2 separate regions of the Homo sapiens genome follow, and region 2 is linked to region 1. A link is a contact called in ENCODE Hi-C or POLR2A ChIA-PET data. All regions are on one chromosome and are shown on one strand. The core of a region is the stretch at or near the end of the contact, and the rest is flanking DNA. Distances in the headings are between cores, read along the strand shown.

Region 1 (5,982 bases), core at 3,298-5,797:
CGGAGGCACATCTATTACAATTAACATTCTCACGCCTCCCTGTGTCCCACTTCAGGAGTCTAGTGTGGAACCAGAAGTGTGTGCTACAGCCCCCACCTCTGCTACCTTGAAAACAAGCTGAAGGGTCTCATCGTTAGGGGCTTCAATGCAGGCTCCATACTTCAGTTTCAGACGTAGAGGCATTTTCTAAAGCCAAGGGCTCCTCACCATGCCAGTAGGTATTGGAAAATTCCAGCAGGTGACTAACATTAGAAGAGTCTCCTATAGATGTTTTGAACCACTCAGGACTTGAATTCTAGATTAATAATTCAATTTTTTTTAAGAAATAAGGGGGAAGCAACAGAAAAGGTTATCATAACTATCATCAAATGCCTTTTCTATAATTATTATATTACATTTTTAAAGGGTATTATTATAAATGTTTTTATGAGCAATTTACCGGAAAATTAAAGTCCTTTAGTTTAAAAAATAATTATTTTATCCCTCTGGCAAAGGCTTTTCTCCCAGTCAGCAGCTCTTTCAAACTATGGGGCATCATTTGTTCACTGTGGCGAGCCGGGTCCATGTGAGGAAAGTTGATCTGAGAATCAATCTCTAGAAAGGGCGCTAAATTGCTAGGTAAGAGCACCTACTAGAAAGTGAATCAGCCAAAACTGAAGGGGGCAAGAGAGGCCACGCACTTTCAAAGTCAAAGACGTATGTGGTTCTAGAAGTCCTCAGGGCTACACATAAACTACAGGCCCTGTTAACTGATTTTAAGTCAATCTAAGCTGAGCTTCCAGGGGGTTCGATCTCAACCCAACTGAGCTTTTCACTGTTAATCCCATCTTTTGGTTTCGATTTTTCCCTTAGGTCTGCCGGCCCTAAAAGCCTTCAACCTTCAGCACTGGTGTTCCAAACCAACTGTGTGGTGGTACACAGCCCTGTGTGGATGACTTCACTGAACTAAAATATGTAAGCTTCTGGCAAGCACATATAATAACGAGATTCTGAAAAAGGGTTTTTAACAACAGTTATGTCACGAGGCTCATGGCTCCCTGAAGTCCCTGAAAGCCTTGTTAAATTAAAGATTCGCTGTGGTTTTTTTTCCGCTTCATTCCTACTTCCCTTGTCGCTTCCTGCCTTTCTTTTTTCTCTTTCATTGTGTTGTTAAGATGGAACTGAGTGACACCAGCTATCATTAATATCACCTAGAAAATGGAAGAGTTTCATTAAAACTGCTAACATTCCCAGCAGTTTTATGGACAGGGGAAGGTCGTCTTTCAGATTATAAAGTCACACACCTGATTTTGTAAGCTCAGGCAATAAAGGTACACAGTGCATCCACACTTGGATTCCCAAGAGGGAGGAATTCAACAGTAGCCTCAAGTCTACCTAGGTAATGTCTCATGAGGTCACTGCAATGTCATGAGAATTCAGACCACAATTTCTGTGGACTTCAAACACTGACTGGGTAGAAGCTAAACCTGCTACCCTTTGGAAAGTATCTCCCAAATCAGAAAGCTTCCCATTTCACCCAATGCCAAGAACTCCACTCCACCCTCCTGGAGGTTGAAAATGCTAATCATAAGGTGATGATGTTTGCTTTTCCTTTCTAGTTGTGTGCCTTTATGTTTTAAGTATTTAAAAGGCATAATCACCTAGTGTGTAGGTTAATTTCTTTCCGATATTGTAATTTATGCAACATTAATACTGGATGCCAGCTCCAATTTTCTTACTGCTTACACTCTGGGAGCCGGCTTGCATATTCTGCCAACTCCATTACATCATCTGAAAACCCAAACATTTCCCATTTTCAAATCACTCTCAACTACCAGGCATACTTACACATTCTCTCTTTTTCTCCCTAGCTCACACACATAAAGATTGGTACCCCTGAGGAGCAGATGCTACATCTGAGGTTAAAGTCTGCAAATGCACATAATTTCTGGAAGCTATTACTACTGCTGTGTTAGCTAAAGGATGCCTCCATCTCTGACCTTCCTTTTTCCATTCAGACTGTTATATAACCTAGTGCCTGCGTGCAGGATGTGAGTTGAGTGTTTGGGCCTTACCACCCCCCTCCCATTAAATCTTCCAGGAGGGACAGACAGGGGCTGGTTCAAAGAATGAGTTGGGGTGGGGGCAGAGGGTGGGGGGAAGGGGATATGGGTCAGCAGGTCAGCTGTGCAAGATGTATCCCACTCCTACTATGCCCCTCTCCCCTTTTTGCTGAGCCTAAGGGGGCTGGTGGCACTGAATGCTCCGGCGTTACATAATTTGCAAGAACAGCAAGTTACGGATTTGCTAGTCGGCTCTGCAGCCTGCCACCCTGATCGCTTGCAAGAACACCTTCTGGCAAGAATGACACCTGAAGATGTTAATAACACAGGGTGTGGGGGGGTCAAGAAGGAGAAAGGTGGCAGCACAAACCAAAAATTAGTGCAGCTTCCTAAATACTATGTCCCCCCCATTCCAAAAAAAAAAAAAAAGCCCCAGAAACACATGAAGGGGATTTTCTCCAGTGTTTCTGATTAACCCTGTTACATAACCCGCTCGCATTCCAAATCCACCGTCTCAGGGTCTAAATATACTCTTTGCAGCCAAAAGCTCCCCGCACACAAACTCACCGAGCTAGCGGCAGGTCCAGGCCCCCAGCCCTCATCCCCTTCCCTTTTGTCCCAGCCCTCGCCGCCCCCCTCCCGCTGAAACCGCGGTTCGCCGCGGTCACCCTTTGGAAATCGCCTTTAATTAAATGTTTTTCGCGTGTGTCATCCTGATGGCTTTTACTGTACTCGAATTCCGTGAATGGGAAAGCGCCTGGACAGGGGGTGTGGCTAAGGTGGGGGGGGGGATACTGTAAAACAGCCAGCACATGATCAGCCATATTCCTACCTCCAACTACAACATCGAGAGGAAGGGAGCAGTTCCTGGGGCCCCCATTCGCCTCTACCCAGCCCTCCCCAACCGCCGCCAGAAGCCGAGTGCAAGAGGAGGGGGCGCGCTGGGCCGGTACCCAAGCCGGGGCTGGAGAAATCCTCTCCGTCCCCAGCTCCAGGCGGCTCGCGCGAGCACGCTTCCTCCGGAGTGACAGGCGCGATTTATACATTATTTACAACAGTAATTAAAGCTGTAGCTTCCTCCTGTTCTTTGCAAACTCCAGGCGCATTCAAATAAATAATCCCCCACTCTCGAGAAAAACACACATCAGGTTCCAATACCTTCAAGAAAGAGTGAGCTTTCCTCAACAGCTCACTTTAGGAAAGGAGGGAGCAACTGAGTCCCCCCCATCCCCCCCAACACACGCAGACACAGACCAAACACCAAAATGAAGAGTAAAAATCGCCAGGGGAGGAGAAAACATTGCTTGCACTATCCAACCAGCATACAACTTGCACTGACCATCCCCAGGTTCCTGCAGAAATGCTTGGAACCTCCGAGAGGGAAGGATTCCCAGAGCAGAAATAAGTTTCGGTGCTTGCTTTTGTAGACGCTCCCTCCGGATGCGCGTGGAGCGCCCCACAGGACCGCCGCCCTCTGCGCGTTGGCGCGCACACGCCCCCCGCCAGCCTGGGCGCCGGGCTCCGAACCCCCGGTCTGCAAACTTGCGCATCTCCCCTCGCCGCGCCCGCCAGACAACTTGGCGAACAGCTCGCCCGCCCGCACCCCGCTTCCTTCGGCCCTTCCTTCAAATCCCAAACGCACCGCCGTGCTCCAAAGAAGGTGTCCACGTCGCCCCCAGACCCCGGAGCGCCCCCTCTCCACCCCCGGGACTTCCCAGGTCGCTCACTCCTCCCGCCCCCCGCCCAGATCTGAGAGGGACCGAAAACACACCCCCGACTCGGGCAGCCAGGGCCGAAACTGTCAAGAGGAGAAAAGGTAAAGCGGAAGGAGGGTGGCCATAAACAGATTTTTTTGCCCCTTCTTAAAAGGACACTGCCGCTTTAAAAGTTTCTTTCCCGGGCCCCCACTCCCCGCATCTCCGTATTTTGGGGGAGCGTATTTAATTGAGGCAACGCAGCTTTCCTCCAGTGTTTGCAGAAAAATCAAAGCCAGGGGGGTGAGCCCGCCGGCTGTCAACCTTCCCGCCGCCTCCCCCGCCCCACTCTGCTCCCGCAAGCCGAGAACGGGCTGCAAAAGTTTGCAACATTTCTGGGGGGCGGAGGGGGGAGGGGAGGGGGGTCCTCCGGGCTCGGGGCGCCGCCGCAGGCTCGCGCGCGGCCGCCGGACCCCGCGCCCCGGGCGCCCGCTCCCGGCCGCCCCCCGCTCCGCGCCCGGGCTCCCGCCGCCCCCTCCCCAGCCCCTCTCCAGCCTCCTACCTCTGCTGGTGCTGGAATAGCTCTGTCTGCGCACCGGGGCAGGCGGCTCGCTCTTGCGGGCGGATTCCTGGTTCAGCGGGGTCTCCCTGGAGCCGGCGGCCGCGTCCGCGCCGCTGCTGCCTGGCTCGCTGGCGGCGGGGTCGGGGGCTGCCGGAGCTGACTCCATGTTTTTTCCCAATGTAGAGATCGCTGGAGATGGCGAGCTCCGAGACTCCCTCTATCTTCTGTTTTCAGAGCAACTCTATGGTACCAAAAAAAAAAAAAAAAAAAAAAAAAAAAAAAAAAAAAAAAAAAGAAGGAGAAGGCGACCGGCGAAAGCAGGAGGGAAAAAGCAGGCGGCGGCGGGCGGGCAAGCAAAAGCGCGAGGGAGCGCGCGGAGTGTCTGGGTGGACGTGTGTGTGCGCCCGAAAGGGGACAAGAGGCGGGTCTGGCCACAGGCAGCGCTAGCGAGAGCTTCTCCAGCCGGCCCCCACACCCACATTCCCCACCCTCCAGACCCCAGACCGAGAGCCACAGACTGGCTGCCAATTTTGGGAGGTGGGGAAAAGAGGGGAGGAGGAGAACAGAGCCTCCCGCGCCCCAATCCTCCCCTCTCCCCAGCCCAGGGACAGAAATTAAAATCGGTGAGATGATTCCGTGCCTACTTCTGAGACTCTCTCGGGAACAGAACTCGTCCCCATCCGCTGCCAGCTTGGGTAGAGACAAATCCGATTGTCCACGTCCACGTTGGGAAATCGCAGGTAGCCCCCTGCCAGCCCTGCCGAGGGCTGAGGAGAAACTAAAAAGGAATTAGAACGGGGCTGACATCCCAAGGAAGGCGGAGGATGGGAGGACGTGGCACTTTTTACTTTGGGATGGGACGGCCAGTGGGTTTCCAATCTTGGTTAAAGACATCTGTGTCTAAAACAGATTTTGTGAATCTAGAAGCGCCATGGACAGTTTCTGGCATGGTTGAAAGAGGTCGCTTTCAGCTCCTTTGCTGTTTGTCCGCGAAGGATCCAGAAACCATTTGGCAGGGCATTTTCTACTGAAGAAAACTTTGGCCTGTTTGGTCGACAACTATCTAAGCTGGATAAAACATGCCACGCTGCATCTAGCTCAAGCGTGGCTGCTAATTGTCAATTCCCACTGGTACTTTTCCTATTAAATGTACAGTCTCATCCATAAAAGGTAGATATACTGGAGAGGCATTACTAATGCCCGGATAACATTCAGATAATTAACAGCTCCTAATAATTCGTATTATTATAGGCATCATTCTACACCCTCCTCCCATTGAAATACATTCATCCCCTAGTAGGTACCTAAAACTCCAGGAAAGCAGATAATTGCATCATCGTTACCTTGACTGCAAACTCCAAGATGAAGGAACAATACAAATTGAAAGAATGGAAAATACTCCAATGGTAGTAGCCTGATTTGTCTGCCTTCATACTCAATCTACCACTTTCTTTTGCCTGCGAAGACACTGTGGAAATACGCCCCACCTTCCTTTCAAAAGGATCCAAAATTTTGACAATAAATAATATTATTAGAGGCCAGAAGGTGGCATAAATATATGTGCTTCAGAACGTGGGGTAGGCGGAGGGAATTGGGGGACATTTTTCTTTTGCTAACTTCCTGGTTTGGAAAAATGCTTTAAAAAATAGTAAGTGCGGGAAACCCAGTTAGCTAATCCTTCAGA
Region 2 (6,210 bases), core at 3,097-5,596, 180 kb before region 1:
AGAAGCCCTTGCCACACAGGATTAGGAAATAAGACAGACTGACCAGGGGACTGATTTGTGTTCCCTTACTCTCAAACGATTTCAAAAGGAAGACCAGTTTTCTCATTCTATACTCACATTTTTCCTGAAGAGGAAAGCAACAGGACTTGGGTTTTTGCAAGTGGGAGGGCATAAAATGCATTAACACCATAGAAGTGCCTCTAGAGGGCTTGGTAATTACAGCCTCAATGTGTTCTCTACCTTCTTAAAAGGGCAAATGGAACTTCTCCTTGGAGTGTCTCTTCCCTTGTTCTTGAGACATAAATCAGGATAAAGGTGTCGAGAATGGTAAAACAAAAACAAAAACAAAAACAAAATTCAATGAAAAATCTGAAGCATCACTCATTTTGCGGTATTGTTCCATTTTTAAAATGACTGTTTAACATTTTTCCCCTTTTTTGGCATCTGATAGTACACATAAAATTCCAATCCTTTATTGCCCCCAAATTATTTATATATGCAATAGACCCAGAAAGAGAAGCAGAGGAAGTGAAGTGTGGTCCTCCGGCCATGACTTTTTGCCTTGGTTTTCCCAGCTATTAAAAGGGAGATATCATCATTCATTCAACAAGCATTTCTTGCGGACCCATTTTCCACGACAGAACCATCCAAACCAAGACACTTCTTCCTATTGTGGCAAAAATGAGCAACGTTAAAACTCCCCAGAATGCAGAGGTGACTCACGTGTTTATGTAAGTAAGCATTTAGATATGGCTTTGGAAAAGAAAACACACACCTAAAAGAGGCTACCAGCATTTGAATAAAGTGTGTAACCTGGGTGTTCAAAACTGTACAACAGTTTCTGTGTACTTTAAGTCACTATCCTTCATACTTCTTCCCTTTAAATTCTATTTGAAACTAAATAATATCAACAATACTTTAAGTAAGATTATGCTGGTGTTACTGATGAAATTATATGCAGGTCTGCTTGGCCTGTTCTCATGCGTAAGCCTTTGATAACTTGTTCCTAGGTTATCCAGTTCTGCTTACCTGAGTACCCACTTTATCCCAGGAAACGAGACCTGAACACTGTGTCCTGGTTTCATCTTTCCAGTGAGCCAGGCCTTCTGAGGCATTAGCGGCTCAGCAAGACCATGGAGGTGAGAGAGGCACAGGCACACTCCAGATGCAGGGTCTCTGCCCTCTGTCAAGAGTCACACGGCAGAGAGGACAAGACTCCTGTCCCGGGGGAACTGTTTTTCCTTTTGCCCCACACCCCAGATATCTTCGTGACAGCCCCTGCCCTGAAAGCCCGGTGAGCGTCATGGCGGAGAAGCCAGCCTGTTTCCGATTATTCTGCCTGACAGGGACTATCTGCTGCTGTGTGCAGTTGTAGAAATGTCATAAGCTCAGGACTCAGGACACTTTGACGTCGAGTCCAACAGGACCCATAGAGTCCCCCTGAACAATTCTCATCTGTGTGGGAAGCCTAAGGGGTGGTTTTAAGTAGGGGCTGGCAGGAGAGTGAGGTCTGGGCTGCTTCTTTACGGCTCTTCAAGTGCCGGCCATTTCCTGGAGTTTCATGGGAGTCAAGACTTACTTTTGGCCTCAGACACAGTCAAGGATCATCCTGATGCAAAAAACAAAATCACCTTTGAACCTCTTCCTCCACACCATCTTCCACTTTGGTTTTCCGCTATGCCTTTGTACTGGGGACAAAGACTATCCACGAATCCTTACTTTAAAAACTGAGGCAGTGGCTCTGAATCATTCCCCCTTGGACACCCCCACACATCTGAACACCCTCGTGTCCCAACACCACATCTGCTGAAGTTGACTGGACCTGAAATGCTGGAGGCTCAGTGTTTTCGGAAACTGCGGAGAGTTCTCCTGCCACAATTCTCTTGTTGTCGTCAAAAGCAATTACATGTTTCAGATGATGAAAAGCACTGTCATGAAAAGCTGGCACAGCAGCCAAGGAGACAGATGTATTAAACCACACGGCTTCTCAGAACTCCCACTTACGTTGGAGCTCAGCACAGAGATGAGCATGGTGATATCCCCCCGTCTAACATCCTCCCATTTGGATTTAATGCATGAGGCTCGTTTCTGATGAGGTGCCAAATTCTTTCGGTGGACAAACACAAAGTTGCAGAATTCAGTGATCATACAAGTCCATGTCCTCAAACGAAAATAATAATACTATAAATGCAAAGATGCTACCATAAAAAATACAGTAGGTGGACTTTTGTGAGTCAACATAAAAAAATCCAGCATTTCTAACTGGTAGCATGAGGAGTACCAGTCTGCAGGATGTTAACGCACTGATAGGCTATGGACAATATATTCCACACTTACGGAAGTGGGGAAACTATAGGTCAGACAAAGCTACAGGTACTTCTTTCTTTCTTTTTTCTTTTTTTCTTTCTGAGATGGAGTCTCCCTCTGTCGCCTAGGCTGGAGTGCAATGGCATGATCTCAGCTCACTGCAACCTCCGCCTCCCGGGTTCAAGTGATTCTCCTGCCTCAGCCTCCTGAGTCGCTGGGATTATAGGCGCACACCACCACACCCGGCTAATTTTTCATATTTTTAGTAGAAACGAGGTTTCACTGTGTTAGCCAGAATGGTCTCGAACTCCTGACCTAGTGATCTGCCTGCCTCAGCCTCCCAAAGTGCTGGGATTACAGGTGTGAGCCACGGCACTCGGCCCAAGTACTTCTTAACTGCAGGACTTCTCAGAGGCTTTTAATATGGTAATGAGTGCTGTGCAGTGAGATGACTCAAATCAATATATAGCCAACACGTTTGATATGACCACAGAACCCATTTCCCTGAACACTTTTTATCACCTCCTAGAGCAGGGGTCAGAAAACTACTGCCCATGTGGTCTGATCTGGCCACTGCTTGTTTTCGTAAATTTTCACTGCCCACAGCCAACCTCATTTGTGTACATGCCGTCCATGGCTGCTTTCACACTGCAGCCGCAGCGATGAGTCATGAGACACGCACCCGTGGCTCACAAAGTCTAAAATATTTACTCTTTGGCCCTTTACGGAAAACGTGTACAAACTTTGTCCTCTGAAATATAGTTTGGGAACCTACTTCACTCATGATATCAATAATTCTAAAAAATTTCAAACAATTTTTAAAGTCAACATTGAGAAGTTTTCCATGGTTAGAATTTAATAATTACAGTCAATAACTCTCTTAAAGCATCGTGACAATAAAGTAGAAGGACACTGTGTAATTCTATATGGTCTCTGTCTTCAGGGAGCTCCCAAGCTAGTTTGTGAAAAAGAGAACTCAAGGCACAAACAACTGGGGGGCAAGAGATGTTCTAAACACTAAGAGGAGGCAATATGGCATAGTAGAAAGAATGCAAGCATGTGTAAGAGTAAAACATACACAGGGCGCAGAGTCACAAGAGTCAGGGGTTGGTCTTGGCTGTGATACCTTCTCCTGCGATAAGAGTAAGACCTGCTTTATTGAGCACTTACTATGTGCCAGGCACCATCCCAGTTGCTTTCCATGAAGGATTGCTCTTTAATTCTTATCATAATGAATAGGTACTATTATTATCCCAGTTTATGGGTGAGGAAACCAAGTCTTAGGTTGACTAACTTATTAAAATAAAGCACATACCTAGTAGGTGGTGAACAAGAGCCAAAACAAGTCTGTTGGTCAGCTAACCACCACGTTATAGTGGCTGCTGCTTAGGGGCAGCATATATCCTCTGCATTTCCCCAGAGGTGACAGAAGTAGTGGAGAGGGTAGTGCTCTCTAGGCTCTGACACACAGCCCATGTTTGCTGACTCAACAACCACACAACGTAATGCTATGGCACCTCAGGTGGCAGGGAGGGTATCGTGGGCTGGACTGATCTTCAGAAGGCTGCATCTGAGCAGGGTGTGGAAGGATGGCAGAAGGAAGAGGGGAGTGAGGCACTCAGGGTAGACAGAAGGTGATACTGCCACATCCTCCACTCAGAAGGAATCTGGAAGGTTTTGACAAATATGTACATTTTGGAGTGGGAACAGCAGAAAGTAGGGGCTGGCTACCTACTTTCCACTACCCCTATCCCCACTCCCCCTAGGGGGTGAGGCAGAGATAAGCACGCTTTGTGGGGCACACTGATCCACAAACTTGCAAGCCTGAGCTCCACTCAGCAGCAGCCTGGGCAGGATGAATGGTGGTGTGCAGGTGTTTGCGGCATGCATAGCTTCTCTTTCTCCTAGAGTCAATCCAGTGATCCCCTGCGAAAAGAATCCTCCACTTGACCTGAATGCTCTGTATTGGCACCTTCTGGACAGGAATCCTATCGGGTATTTCATCAAAGCATCCCACAGCAGTTTTAAGTGTGGCTCCATGAGAGTAAGACACCAGGACAGCTGTGCCACCTAGTGATGCTTGCCTGTACTGTCTGCATCCCAGAGAGTGGGAGAGGCTTCGGAAAGGACTGGTATTTGCTATTTTTGGCCAACACTTCTACATGCAAAGGAATCTGAAGTCTCCGCCTGGGCTTCAAAACATTTCTTGTGGCCTCACTGACCATTCCCGTGAGCCTCAGGGGACATGAGTGTCTTCAAGCTAAGAGGGAGCAGTCCAACTCTGCAGCACGAATTACCAAGGAACATACAACAGACACTTCCCCTCCTCCATTTCTGCCTTTCAGCAGAAAGGGAGGGTGCACCTCCTCTTACATCCTATTGTGGCTGCAATAACCTGCTTGCTTTCTTGTGCAGCCTGGAAGTCTTATGCACACAGCACCTGCTGCTTTCTAAACTAAATAGAAATGCTATCGTCTGCAGTCAGAAACAGAAAAGACAGAGGATGCCTGGTGAGGATCTGTCCTACATCCCAGAGTGCAAGAGTTAAAGGTGCTAACCATTAGTGTTATGTGGGTGCAGCTTATGCACACAGAGAATGATCAGTGTTTTCATTTAATAGGAACTCTCCTCCACTCCCAAACACAGCAGTGGAGGGAAAGGCCTTTTAAGCCTTATTAAGGTTGAGGAAAAACTCTGGTGAAATTATACTACATATTTTTGTTTCTTTCTCTATTTCAGATTCCTTGCAAGAGGTCCACTGGAAAGCTAGAATTCTAGAAGTCAGGATGGGAAAGCCTCATACGTAATGCTTTTGCTCCTTTGAATTACAGTTAACTCCAGTGGTGCCACTGACACTGCTTTCGCGTAGTGGTTCTAGTATCGTACGATGCTGATACAAGTAAGCTATGGCTATGTGTTTTCCGTAAGAAAGGAAAACATCACTCCAGGAGAGAAATGGAGGATGAATGATATTTATCAGATTGTAGCTTCTGAAAATGGATTTGCTTTACCAGATCAAAGACAGCCTGTTTCTACACATCACCAATTCTGTGGGAAACATTCCAGATATTCTGAGAGCGCATTTTGAGACTGAGTAGTTGGTTCCCTCACTGACTGTTTCTACTGTAAGTAATAGTATATTTCCATGCACTCTTGATTGGTATTATACAGTTCATCAATAAGACAAAAGCAGAAAAGAGGTACAAAGAGACCAACAGGGAAGAAAGACGCGAAGATGAAAACTTCAGCAGCATGCCACGTACAGTTGGCTTGGATGTACCCTGCACAAAAGTGTCCAGCCTGTACCTCGCTGACCTAGCTGTTCGCCGGTACAAGATTAAGGAAGTGACAGCTTTTCCTAATTCACTGAAAGTGCTTTGGGACTAAATTGTAGCACAGTATAAGTAAAGTATCCTAAGGGGAAAAGAAAACTCCATATTCATGATCCTTAATCTATTTTATTGATTAAAGATTTAGCCAAATACATCACTCCTGCTTTTGTCCCTGTAACAACCAATGCTGTGTTATCAGGAAGAGATAAAACCAGACCTGATCGGAGCTACTCAATCACTTGGTCCTGAATCACTCGCTTTTCACCCAAAGTCAACAGTCTTGATTCCTCATATTTTAAGGTGTTCATTGTAATGTACTGTTACTGTTTGCATACAGCTGTCAGCTGCAAAAACATTTTTTTTTTTGAACACAAAAATCAGGCTTTTGCCCCCCAACACCCACCCCCTTCCCGGGAGACTCCATGGTAGCCTACTGACTCACACTGACAAAAAGGACAAAGGCCCTGGGTTGTCTCTGCCGCCTGCCTGTCCAGATGTAATTAGGCCTCACACAGGTAACCCCTTGGGCAGCAGAGAAAGCTCAGCGAGAAGGCACGGGGTTGTGAATACA

Evidence for each region. A loop is a pair of places that touch in the nucleus more often than their neighbours do. ChIA-PET counts read pairs that join two places held with the same protein, here RNA polymerase II (POLR2A). Pooled maps may share reads with other maps.
Region 2: a loop to region 1 is called in a map of sigmoid colon, with 2.1 times the contacts of the local background. The contact joins the enhancer-like site here to the promoter of RORA in region 1. A Hi-C loop is called at or near these places in 1 of 168 maps with a recorded cell type or tissue (sigmoid colon) and 1 of 50 pooled maps. POLR2A ChIA-PET finds 5 or more read pairs at or near these places in 1 of 52 experiments (activated naive CD4-positive, alpha-beta T cell).

The regions. Positions count from the first base shown.
Region 1 is chr15:61,224,755-61,230,736 of GRCh38, forward strand. RORA (RAR related orphan receptor A) reads right to left here and starts at 4,548. Exons shown (of 11, transcript NM_134261.3): 1 at 4,299-4,548. The coding sequence starts at 4,464.
Region 2 is chr15:61,047,270-61,053,479 of GRCh38, forward strand. The region is part of intron 1 of RORA (RAR related orphan receptor A); the gene reads right to left. The region is part of intron 1 of LOC107984805 (a long non-coding RNA gene); the gene reads right to left. Among named protein-coding and RNA genes, the nearest start is that of RORA, 180 kb to the right of the region's middle. RefSeq lists a silencer at 2,695-2,854. Within about 2 kb of position 4,347, at least 2 of the 41 ENCODE cell types and tissues checked have a DNase peak (open chromatin) inside an H3K27ac peak, as active enhancers do.